2 separate regions of the Mus musculus genome follow, and region 2 is linked to region 1. Evidence: chromatin loops called from intact Hi-C (ENCODE). Cell type or tissue: left cerebral cortex. All regions are shown on one strand. Each heading gives the region's core, and the rest is flanking DNA. Links, peaks and the distances in the headings are about the cores only.

Region 1 (5,328 bases), core at 215-5,214:
CTGGGATTGAAGGGTCTCTCCTGTGGGTGCCCAGGACCTTTGTCTATTTGTCCCAATGGGCAGGCTTTCCTTTAAGCATACTGGATCCCAGAGGGTCCCCACAAGAGGGAGGGGCGTCTACCTGCTTATCAGCACGTGCACATACCAACCAGGCTTTACCCAGGCCCCTTCCCTGCCCCTCCCCAGGCCTCCCAGGCCTCCGTAGGCAGGTGGACCCTGGTTCTTCCTTCTCTGTTCAACCATTTCCCAGCTCTACCAGGTTTCACCCTCCTATTACACACTCACCAATAAATAAGTAGGTGGTGGCACACGCCTACAGTCCCAGCACTCAGAAGGCAGAGGCAGGAGGATCTCTGAGTCCAAGCCCAGCCTGGTCTACAGGGCTTTCTTTATGTGTGCTAATAATAGGAGCCCTCTTTTATTAGCATTGTGGTACCCCCCTTATGGACAGTGACATAACAAATAGTTGTGGTTTGTCCTCTGAGGGAGCCAGGGAGATCATTATTATTCCACTTTTGCTTTATTACAATTAATTAATTTTTAAAAAGACATGTGGCCCGAGACTCATTATGTAGTCTAGGTTGGTCTTAAACTCACAGAGATCCGCATGCTTCTCCCCCGAGGGCTTGGGTTTACATTCACAGGGTCACACAGACTCTGACCCAAACCGCCAGCTACCCTGTCCCTCCACCAGGGCAGAGCCATGCTTTTCCATGGGTGACCCGGCAGCATTGAGCACCAGCCAACTGCCTGGGAAAAGTCATGAGTTTCAACACCGCTGTCCAGTACAGCAGGAGACAGAGGAGGTGCCTCCCACCCCCAGCAGCACAACAGGTAGGGACCATGGCTCCCCACCCAGCATCTCCCCCATACCCACAGCCTGACTTACTTCTCCAGCATGGACATGACGATTGGAGGAAGCACCAGAATGGGCATAGGCAGAACCACACGTGTCAGAGCTGTCTCCAGCAGGGCCTGCGGATGGGGACAGGCTGGGGTGAGTGGAGAGCATCCGCGAGGGAAGCAAATCCCACCCCAAGTGTGAGGTGTGTGCACTGCTGCTCAGCACATCTGGCAGCCTGGGCTCGCTCACAGCAGTGCTCACAGAGCTGGATTCCAGACAACAGAATACACTGCTCCACCCTCCCTCACTGAGCCTCTGAGAAGAGCAGATTCTCTGCATGGGGGAAGGGCAGCCTCCCCAACCTGGGATGTAGAGGGATCAGGGGTTGGGGAAGTGGTACACAGAGGGCCTAAGATGCTGTCAAAACAAAGCTAGAACAAACTGCTGGGGCCTGCAGAGCCAGGGGGGTTCCCAGGCTGAGTGAAGCTGTGGGATACTTTTTAAAAAATACATCCCTTAAAGACAAAGATATGTAAGAGCTTTGTCTCCTGGCTCTAAGTCTTTTTAATTCTTTTCTTTCTGTATCCCCAGGCTGGCCTTGAACTATGTAGCTGAGAATGGTCTTGACCTTAAACTCGTTTGCCTTTCCTTCCTAAGTACCGAGATTACAGGCATGAACTACCACCCCTCAGTTTATGTGGTACTGGGGATCAAACTCAGGGCTTTGCGTGTGCTAGGTAAGAGCTCTTCCAGCTGAGCTACAGCCGTGGTGAGAAAAGGCCAGCTTTGTAAGGGGCTCAAGCTTCAGCTGAGTATGTTCCAGGTCCAAAGGAGATCTGCCCTGGCGTGGGCTTAGGATTCCATGGGATCGTGGGAGACATAGCTTGAGGCCCAGCTAAGGGGCCATTTGTGTTTGGACAGCCACTGCCCAGAGTCCCTTTGAATCATGGGCTCCTGCTCTTAGAGGAATGCTCAGGAATGTCTCACAGCTCATAGATCCTCAAGTCTCTCCGATGAGACAGAGATAGACCAAACCTGGTTGAATGAAGCCCGGGGCTGCAGAGGAGCTGGGTCACCTGCCCAGATGGCCTTGTCACCTCTACCGTCCTCACAGGGCACCATGAAAGGGTGGGGCTGGGATAGAGTAGGGCAGATAATGAGGCACTGGGGCTGATAGCAACCCTCAGGAAGGGGGTCTTCTCAGGTTTCAGAACGGAGCCTGTGGGCAGGATGTGAAGGCTAAAGCCAGGGCAGGGGACAAAGAGTGTACTGCTGGTATGACATTCAGCCCTGGCCCTTACAGGATCTAAATGGGCCCTGACTTGCCCTGAGATGGATGAAGAAGGAAGAAAAGCTCAGAGGCTTATCAACAAGGTCTCTGCTGAGCAACAGACACTGGTACATGTGTGATGCTCTACCCCCTCATGCCTGCCCCTTTGTTTCATTCCCATGCCTCACAGGCTAGAGCTCAGAACAGCAGGACAAGCCACCAACCACCATCAACAGCAAGGCTGAGAGAGCATAGGACATGTATACTGGGGTGTGTGTGTGTGTGTGTGTGTGTGTGTGTGTGTGTGTGTGTGTAAAACACAAGAGCTATAGTGGGCAGGGCCAGTGAAGAGGGCCTTATAAGTAACCATTTGCAGGAGCCATGGCATCTTCCACAGCCTGAAGCTCCAGTGTTCACAGTACTGTTGCTCCCAGAGAGGTAGCAGCCCTCATACCACTGCCTGCAGCTTCCCATTCACAACCCACAAAGTTGCGAAGGCCTAGGGCATGGAGAGAAAGCCCTGGGGAGGCTCCTCTGCCCTCTCCAATTAACACCTCTGAGGAAGAGCTGGGTCCTGAGGGGCTGGGATAAAAAAAAAATGGGGACATTTCACAGTGGAGACAAGAGGGAGGAGGTTGGAGAACAGTGAAGGACCATCCAGAAGAACAAGCCTGGCAGGGAGCAGACTCTGAGGCCAAGGGCTCTCACAGATGAGCGATGGCAACTGGAACGAGGAGGAGACAGCTAGAGAAGCAAGCCAAGGTCCTGTGACCAGAAGACCTCAAGGAACATACAAGCTATGCTCGGGCGCATCGATCCATTTGTGCAGGGCTTAGCCCCTGGGAAACCCACGTGTCTGGCTGCAATCTTTGAGGAGCCCACGAGGTTGCCATCAGCATCCAGGACATCAATTCCTTCCTCTAACTCCCCATATCGCATCAGGACCACGTTGCAGATATTGGCACTGGCTGGAGAGAGGAATACAGAGAGGGGTAGTGAGGCACGGATGGCTTCCCACCTGGCTCCACCTCCAGACATGGTTCCCCAACCCCCAAGAGCTCTGTGAATCCAGAAAGGTAGAGTCCTCTATTTTGCTTTCAGCCGGGGCAAAAGATCCTAAGGCCCTTTGAGACCCTGGAAGCATAGACCAAAAAAAGTAGCAGGTGGAAATATGGCGAAGGCTTTGGGAGTTGCCACCTATAGAGGGCGCTGCTCGCCTCTTCTGGGGCCAGTCTCCAGGCAGGGGAAGCAGATGTGTAGACAGACAGAGAGAGAGAGAGCTCTCTGGCCCTAAGATGCATCCCCCTGGGGCCTGATGTTCTACCACCAGCAACTCTGTCCCTTAGCTACATAAAATGCTTTTAAATGCCACTCCCCAAATTCAGTCCTGCATGTCTCTCGAAAGCCAACCAAGAGACAGGCATCCACAACAGCAGGTGACAGACAGAGCAGACCTCGGTGCCTACCCGCCCTGCACCCATCATATGCACAGGACACAAGCTCAGAGAGCAAGCGTGACTTAACTGAAGTCACACAGCAAAGTGGAACAGAGTGGAAAGGTTTCAGCGCCTGAACCTCAGGTACCCAAGACGGGATCTGGGGGGAGCACGCAGAGTCTTCCTGAGCTTCACCTGCTCCACTTGGCCACACCCCTCCCTAGTCTCAGCTGAGATCTTAGGGACCTAAGGCCGATAGGAGGTTCCTGGATCCTTAGAGAAGCACTAGATGAAGGTGGCTGGTACAGTTGCCCTGATCCCCTTCACAGGGACGTGCAGGCCAGGCCCATGCCGCTGTACTGATATAGATCTGGCCTGAAGTCCTCCAGCCCTGCTTCATGATGGAAATGGGGAGACTTGGGGGTGGTAGGTGGGTGGTGGGAAATGTGGTGGGGGGGGTGACAAATGCAGAGCCTGCCTGCTCCACTCCTCCCCCCAAAGCGCCTTGCTGTGTTTAAAGTTTTAATTTTTGCTAATTAATGTCAATTAATTTTGTATAATGAGTGTTTAATTTTGGGGAGTGTGTGAGCCTGGGAGCGACTGCAGTTCTGGGCTGTGAACGCTGATTAGCATCAACACCTGCTGCTTCCCCCTCTCCAGTGGGGGGGCACCCGGGTTTGGGGAGCTGGAGGGTGGTGAGGCTCAGTGGGCAAGTGGAGTGGGAGGGAGCCCACAGATGCTCCTGGGACCTGAGCCAAGGGCTGGGGAGCCCAGCAGTGCAGGGTGTTCACAGCTGGGGGACAGGATTCTGCAGGTGAAGGCTGGGCTGGGAACCAGGGCTCTCTGAGACTCACTGTCCTATTGTAATCAAGTAGGGAGGTGGAATCAGCCGAGGCGAAGACCAGGAGGCACTGCAGTCTTTGGAGAGGGAAAGCCGGAGAGCAAACAAGCTCTGAAATGTATTTCGAGCGCATATGCTATCTTTGAGTGTCTCCACTGTTTCCACACGATGCTGATCAACACTCACCATGGCAGACTTTCTGTGGCAAGGACTCGAGCCTCTGACTCCTGTCCCCACAGTACACACATTTCAACCAGGGGCCACGTGGGGAGAACGTTCTTTATTATTCATAGTTTGGGGGTTGGGGTGGGGCCATTACTGGCACATGGCTGGCAGAGACAGTGAGGCTGTGAAACACGGCCTCTTACCTGGCCCCAAAGTCAATAGTGCCTCGACAGAGACACTCACACCCTGGTTTGTTTTGAGATAGGGTCTCTCCATGTAGCCCAGACCATTCTCAAACTGGCCATTCTCCTGCCTAAGCCTCCAGAATGCAGTTTCCACAACGTCTGAGAAATCCTTGCCTTAACCACATCTAAAGGCAGAATTAGGAAGGAGGGTCTGAGGTAAAGACTTGGGGTGAGAGGGTAGGCCATGGAAGATGATGGGCAAGGTGCATGGGTTTGGGGCTTCTTGCTTGGGATTCATTCCCAACTTTCTCTCTCTCTCTCTCTCTCTCTCTCTCTCTCTCTCTCTCTCTCTCTCTCTCTCTCTCTCTCTCTCTCTCTCTCTCTCTCTCTCTCTCTCTCTTTTACTTGGTCTCAAAGGCGAGCTCCTGATAGACCTGGATTGCTCAGGACCCATCAGGCCTCTTAGATGGCCTTGGGAAGCAGTTCCTGGCCTCTGTTGGTGACCTGCCCTCTAGTGGCCTCAGAGATACTCTGCAACCCCTTTGGCCTTTGGGCTGTCAGGCCCTGCGTTCTGAAAAGACGTGAGT
Region 2 (5,328 bases), core at 221-5,220, 160 kb after region 1:
TCCAGTTTGATTTGAACCAAAGTTACTTGAATCCTGCTTAGCTATTAACTTGAGTCTTGTGAAGTGGAGGGCCTTGGACTCAAACCAATCCTTCCGATGCAGCCATTCCTCCCTCTCCCCCTCTGCTGTTTGTTAGGAAGTGGGAGCAGAGTCTCATTTAACTTTGGCCCTTGCTCTTGACTTCATCTACCGCCTGCTAGGACTGCAGGTGTTACAGGGAGCCCACCAGAGATGACTGCTCAGACAGTTTATAGCCAAGTGAAAGTCCTTCGTTCCAGCAGGATGGGACTACACTCAGGTATTCAGGATGGACTGTTGCCCTGAGCATTTAGACTGAGGGGTTTTAAAGGCAAAACCCAGATCCTGTTGTCTGTGCAACTTCAGGGGGAGATTTGCAGGCAGTTTAACAGAAGCTAAGAATTGTGACATCACCAGGCAGTAGTGGTGTGTCCTTTTTTTTTTTTTTTTTTTTTTTTAGCTTTATGGATGTGCACAGTGTGCTGGAGTCTGGAGTCTTTTGTGTGTGTTTTTTTTTAATTATTATATGTAAGTACACTGTAGCTGTTTTCAGACACTCTAGAAGAGGGAGTCAGATCTCGTTACGGATGGTTGTGAGCCACCATGTGGTTGCTGGGATTTGAACTCCAGACCTTCGGAAGAGCAGTCAGGTGCTCTTACCCACTGGGCCATCTCACCAGCCCCTGGTGTGTGCTTTTTATTCCAGCATTCGGGAGGCAGAGGCAGGCAGATTTCTGAGTTCGAGGCCAGCCTGGTCTACAGAGCGAGTTCCAGGACAGCCAGGGCTTCACAGAGAAACCCTGTCTCAAAAAAACTAAAAAAGAAAAGAATAGAATAGAAAAGAAAAGAGAAAAAGAAAGAAGAAAGAAGAAAAAGAAAAACGAATTATGACATCTTGGCCTCAGATCCTAAAATAGAGTTGGGTGATTTTTTCATGGGATTCTCCATCAAGGAGATCCAATTCTAGTTAAAGCTGAAGTGCCCTCAGCAAGAATACAGGACGGAGGAACCTCCCTGTGCACTATCTTTCCCTGTACCATCATGCCTGGCTTTTTGTTGTGGTAAGATTTGTGTATGAGTGTTTGCCTGAATGTATTCTCACCATGTGTGTGCAGTGCTTTGAAGAAGCCAGAAGAGGGCACCAGATCCCCTGGGACTGGAGTTACAGAGGGTTGTAAGCTATCATGGGGCTACTGGGAATTGAACCCTGGTCCTCTAGAGGAGCCAGCTCTCTAGCCTTGGTAATTTTTGTTGAAATTAAGACATGCAGATGGGTGTGGTGGCACACACCTTTAATCCCAGCACTCAGGAGGCAGAGGCAGGCGGATTTCTGAGTTCAAGGCCAGCCTGGTCTACAAAGTGAGTTCTAGGACAGCCAGGGCTATACAGAGAAACTCTATCACGAAAAACAAAACAAACACACAAAAAAATTAAGACATGCAGGGTTCATATTTAAACAAAGACAGAGTCAGCTTTCCACCATTGTGTTTCTATCTTGAGGCCCTTATAAAGCTGTACTGTAAATGTTTAGGGGGCAGTTTTCAGTCAGGTATCCAAGTAGATACCATCATTGTCTTAATGTGCCCGAGGTGCAGATGTGTGGCAGAGACCCTTATTAGCCAAGGACTTCCAGGAGCCAGTGCACAGAGAAGGCCTTCAGTCAGATCTGACAGAAGCTGAGGACTTCCAGGAGGAGGGGGGTAGCTTTGGTGCAGGTGTGGCAGTTAGGATGGAGCCTGGAGGAGGCGAAGAGCACACAGCGCACAGCGCACAGCGCACAGCGCACAGCGCACAGCGCACAGCACACAGCACACAGCGTACTTGGTGAGGCCCAGAGTCACAGAGAGGATAGGTCTGGTTCAGAGGTCAGGGATGAAAAGCCTGGCTAGGGTTGAGGGGGCAGGTCTGGGGGCAGCAGTTGGGATACCAGGGCAGTGGGTGCCTCACCAGGCATGGTTTATCATCCCCATCGAAAGCCACCTGCCACTTTCTCAGGTCCAGCACCAGCCAGTTGCGTGCCCCAGGGAGCGTGGGAATGGAACCCAGCTTCACTTACTCTGCGGTTAACGGACCTGTCCCACACTCCTCTGCACGTCCAGAACAGAGAGCAGGGTAGGAACCGCTCCAAGTGCTGTCTGTCTGCTGGGCTTAGCTCTGGATTCACCTCAGTTTTGTTTTGTTTTTCTTTTTATTTTTTTAATATTTATTTATTTATTCTATGTAAGTACACTGTAGCTGTCCTCAGACACTCCAGAAGAGGGAGTCAGATCTCCTTACAGATGGTTGTGAGCCACCATGTGGTTGCTGGGATTTGAACTCAGGACCTTCGGAAGAGCAGTTGGGTGCTCTTACCTGCTGAGCCATCTCACCAGCCCTTTGTTTTTCTTTTTAAAACATTTCCTCAAGGGAAAGAGCTATCATTATTACCTAAGTTCGTTTGTAATTGAGGAATCAGACACTGAGTGGTTAAGGAACTTGCCTAAGGCCACATAGTTGCTGAAGATATGAGTTTTGAAACTAGGTACCCTCTGCTTCCATATCATTCCTCTACACCAGTGGGAGAGATCCAGACCCTCTCGGAATTACTGAGTTCTTTTTACCTCAATCCCCATCCCCATTCTATTTGGATACAATAAAGCGTCTCATTTCAAGAGCCAATTGGACTTGTAGAGTGGAGAGGTCAGCAGTAGGTTAAATTTTGGTTCCTAAATGGTTTAAAAGATAAACTTCCCAGGGCATCATGAGATACTTGTAAACTGTAATCCCAGACTAGGGGAGGCTGAGCCAGTCTGGGCTTCCAAGCCATACCCTATCTTAAGTCACACTTATCATCATCACCCCTCCCACCCACCCCACCCCTCTCCATCATCACCCACCTACCCCCACCTCCTCACCTCCCATCCACCCTGTCATCTGAGCTGAACCTGTAATAGGGGCAAGTGTATCGAGGCTGCCACCCAGTGGTTGAGTCCTGAAGGACAGCTCCCTGCTTCTTTGGGGACTTGGACAGAAACAATTGGATCTATTTATAAGATTACAATCTGCCAGGTAGTGGTAGCACATGCCTTTAATCCCAGCACTTGGGAGGCAGAGGCAGGTGGATTTCTGAGTTCAAGGCCAGCCTGGTCTACAGAGTGAGTTCCAGGACAGCCAGGGCTACACAGAGAAACCCTGTCGAGAGAGAGAAGAGGAGAGGAGAGGAGAGGAGAGGAGAGGAGAGGAGAGGAGAGGAGAGGAGAGGAGAGGAGAGGAGAGGAGAGGAGAGGAGAGGAGAGGAGCCCCTGCCCAGGAAATGGTCCTTCCCATCATTAAGATGGAGCATCCCACATTGATTAATGCAATCAAGACCCCCCCCCACCAACCCCCAGCATACCCAGAAGCCCATCCTCTAAGTGACGCTAAATCAGCAATTCTCAACCTTCCTAACACTGAGACACTTTAATACAATTCACTATATTGTGGTGACCCTCAACCATAAAATTGTTCTTGTTGCTACTTCATAGCAGTAATTTTGCTACGGTTATGAATCACAATCTAAATATCTGTGCTTTCCAGTGGTCTTAGGAGAGCCCTGTGAAAGGGCTGTTTTACCCCCACCTTGGGGTCTCAAGTGCCAGGCTGAGAAAAGCTGTCGTGGGTTCTGCCAGTTAATACCATGTGATTGTATAGCCAAGGCTGATCTTGGACTTCTCCTCTCCTGTCTTTACTTCCCAACAGCTGGAATCACAGATGTTAGTCATGCCAGGAAAAATGTGTTTTAAGGGGAAAATTAGAAATGAGAGCGACTGAGGACTGAAGACATAACTCATGGGTTAAGTGTACCTATTACAGCTCTTGTAGGGGACCCCAGCACCCACATGGCCATTCACAACCATCCACAAGTCCAGTTCCAGGGGACCTGACATCCTCTTCTGGCTTCCACCAGGCATGCATGTGGGTCACAGACATACATTCAGGCAAAGCACTCAAACACATAAAAAAAAGTAAAGAAATAAAAAGTTTGTTTAAAGAAAGAAGTGATAGAAATGTCCATGGTGACTCATACCTGTAATCCCAGAATTCAGGAGCTAGAGATGGGCCAGTCTGGGGTACACGAAACCCTGTCTCAGAAACAGGAAAAAACAAAAACAAAATGCCAGGGCCCTGGTCTGTCTGTACTGGATGAAAACATCCTTTTGTGGGCCGTTGGATGCTTGGCTGCAGTGTACATGTGTATAATGGGAACTTATTTTGAGTTGAAATAAATATTGAAAAATGCAGATTCAAAAACCTTAACTCCCCCAAGCTAAGGATCTATTTATTTGTTTATTTTATGTGCACAATTGGTTTTGCTTATATTTATTATGTGTGCTGTGTGCATGCAGTGCCCCTGGAAGCCAAAAGAGGTTGTCAGATCCCCTGGAACTGGACTTAGGGTTGTGAGTTGTCCTGTGGGTTCTGGGAACTGAATCCGGGTCCTTGCAGGGCCACCTAGTGTTTATTCAGAGACACCTCTCCATGGCTCTAAGTTGCCATCTTCCATTCTGTCTTTTCAGGAATTCTTCACTGCTGTTTTTAAAGGTTAGTTTTGTGTGTTTTTAATTTTTTTCATGACGTTAATGTATCTGTGTATATGCATGAATTCATGCCTGCCACAGTGTGTGTGTGTGTGTGTGTGTGTGTGTGTGTGTGTGTGTAAGCCAGACAACAGCTTCCAGGAGCCAAGTCTCTCCTCCCGTCATAAAGGTTCCAGGGATTGAACTCGGGTCACAGGGCAGCAGGTACTTTACCTGCCAGGCATCTCTGCAGCCCAGCCTTTTTTCCTCCTCCACTTTACAGTCTCTTAGGGATGCTTTTCTTGTCCACACATAAATGGTCTTATTCTTTCTTTGTTTTGTTTTTTGTTTTTTGTTTTTTGTTTTTTTGTTTTTTTGTTTTTTGTTTTTGTTTTTGTTTTGTTTTTTTTTTGAAGCAGGGTCTCATGTAGCTCAGGCGGACTTCGAACTTCATATTTAGCCAAGGAAAAGTTTGAGCTCCTAAGTCTCCTGCTTCCATTTCCCCTTCTACTGGGGCTATAGCCCTGTGCCACCCATGGTCAGCAATCCGTTCTTTTTGAGGGCTGAGTGATATTCCACAGTATGAATGATCCACATCATTGAGCTTATCCCTATAGACTCCTTGTCTGATTTGCCTGGCAGGGAGAGTGCCCCTGCTCCTACACCACATGTAGAAAGAAGTTCCTTTTCCTTTCCCTGTAGTGGGGTATGGGAAAGATGAAGGTGGGGGATGGTAAAACAGAAGCCAATGGAAAAGCTCTAGAAGGTTCCATCA

The links. Hi-C counts contacts between places; a loop is a spot of excess contacts. Peaks named below come from ENCODE experiments on the same cell type or tissue, not always from the same donor. Only the 100,000 strongest peaks of a DNase experiment are listed, where the experiment ranks them.
Region 2: a loop joins it to region 1, with 2.3 times the contacts of the local background. A loop is called at or near these places in 2 of 42 quality-filtered maps.

What each region holds. Positions count from the first base shown.
Region 1 is chr6:85,233,874-85,239,201 of GRCm38, forward strand. It overlaps Sfxn5 (sideroflexin 5), which reads right to left. Exons shown (of 14, transcript NM_178639.4): 11 at 2,967-3,082; 12 at 890-975. Among named protein-coding and RNA genes, the nearest start is that of Emx1, 49 kb to the left of the region's middle. In left cerebral cortex, for the core only: a CTCF peak has its summit at 3,300 (motif pointing right); DNase peaks (open chromatin) are centred at 3,343, 4,274 and 4,465; H3K27ac peaks cover 1,578 bases.
Region 2 is chr6:85,394,403-85,399,730 of GRCm38, forward strand. No RefSeq gene overlaps it. Among named protein-coding and RNA genes, the nearest start is that of 4933423K11Rik, 22 kb to the left of the region's middle. In left cerebral cortex, for the core only: CTCF peaks have their summits at 2,984 (motif pointing left) and 4,483 (motif pointing left); a DNase peak (open chromatin) is centred at 2,975.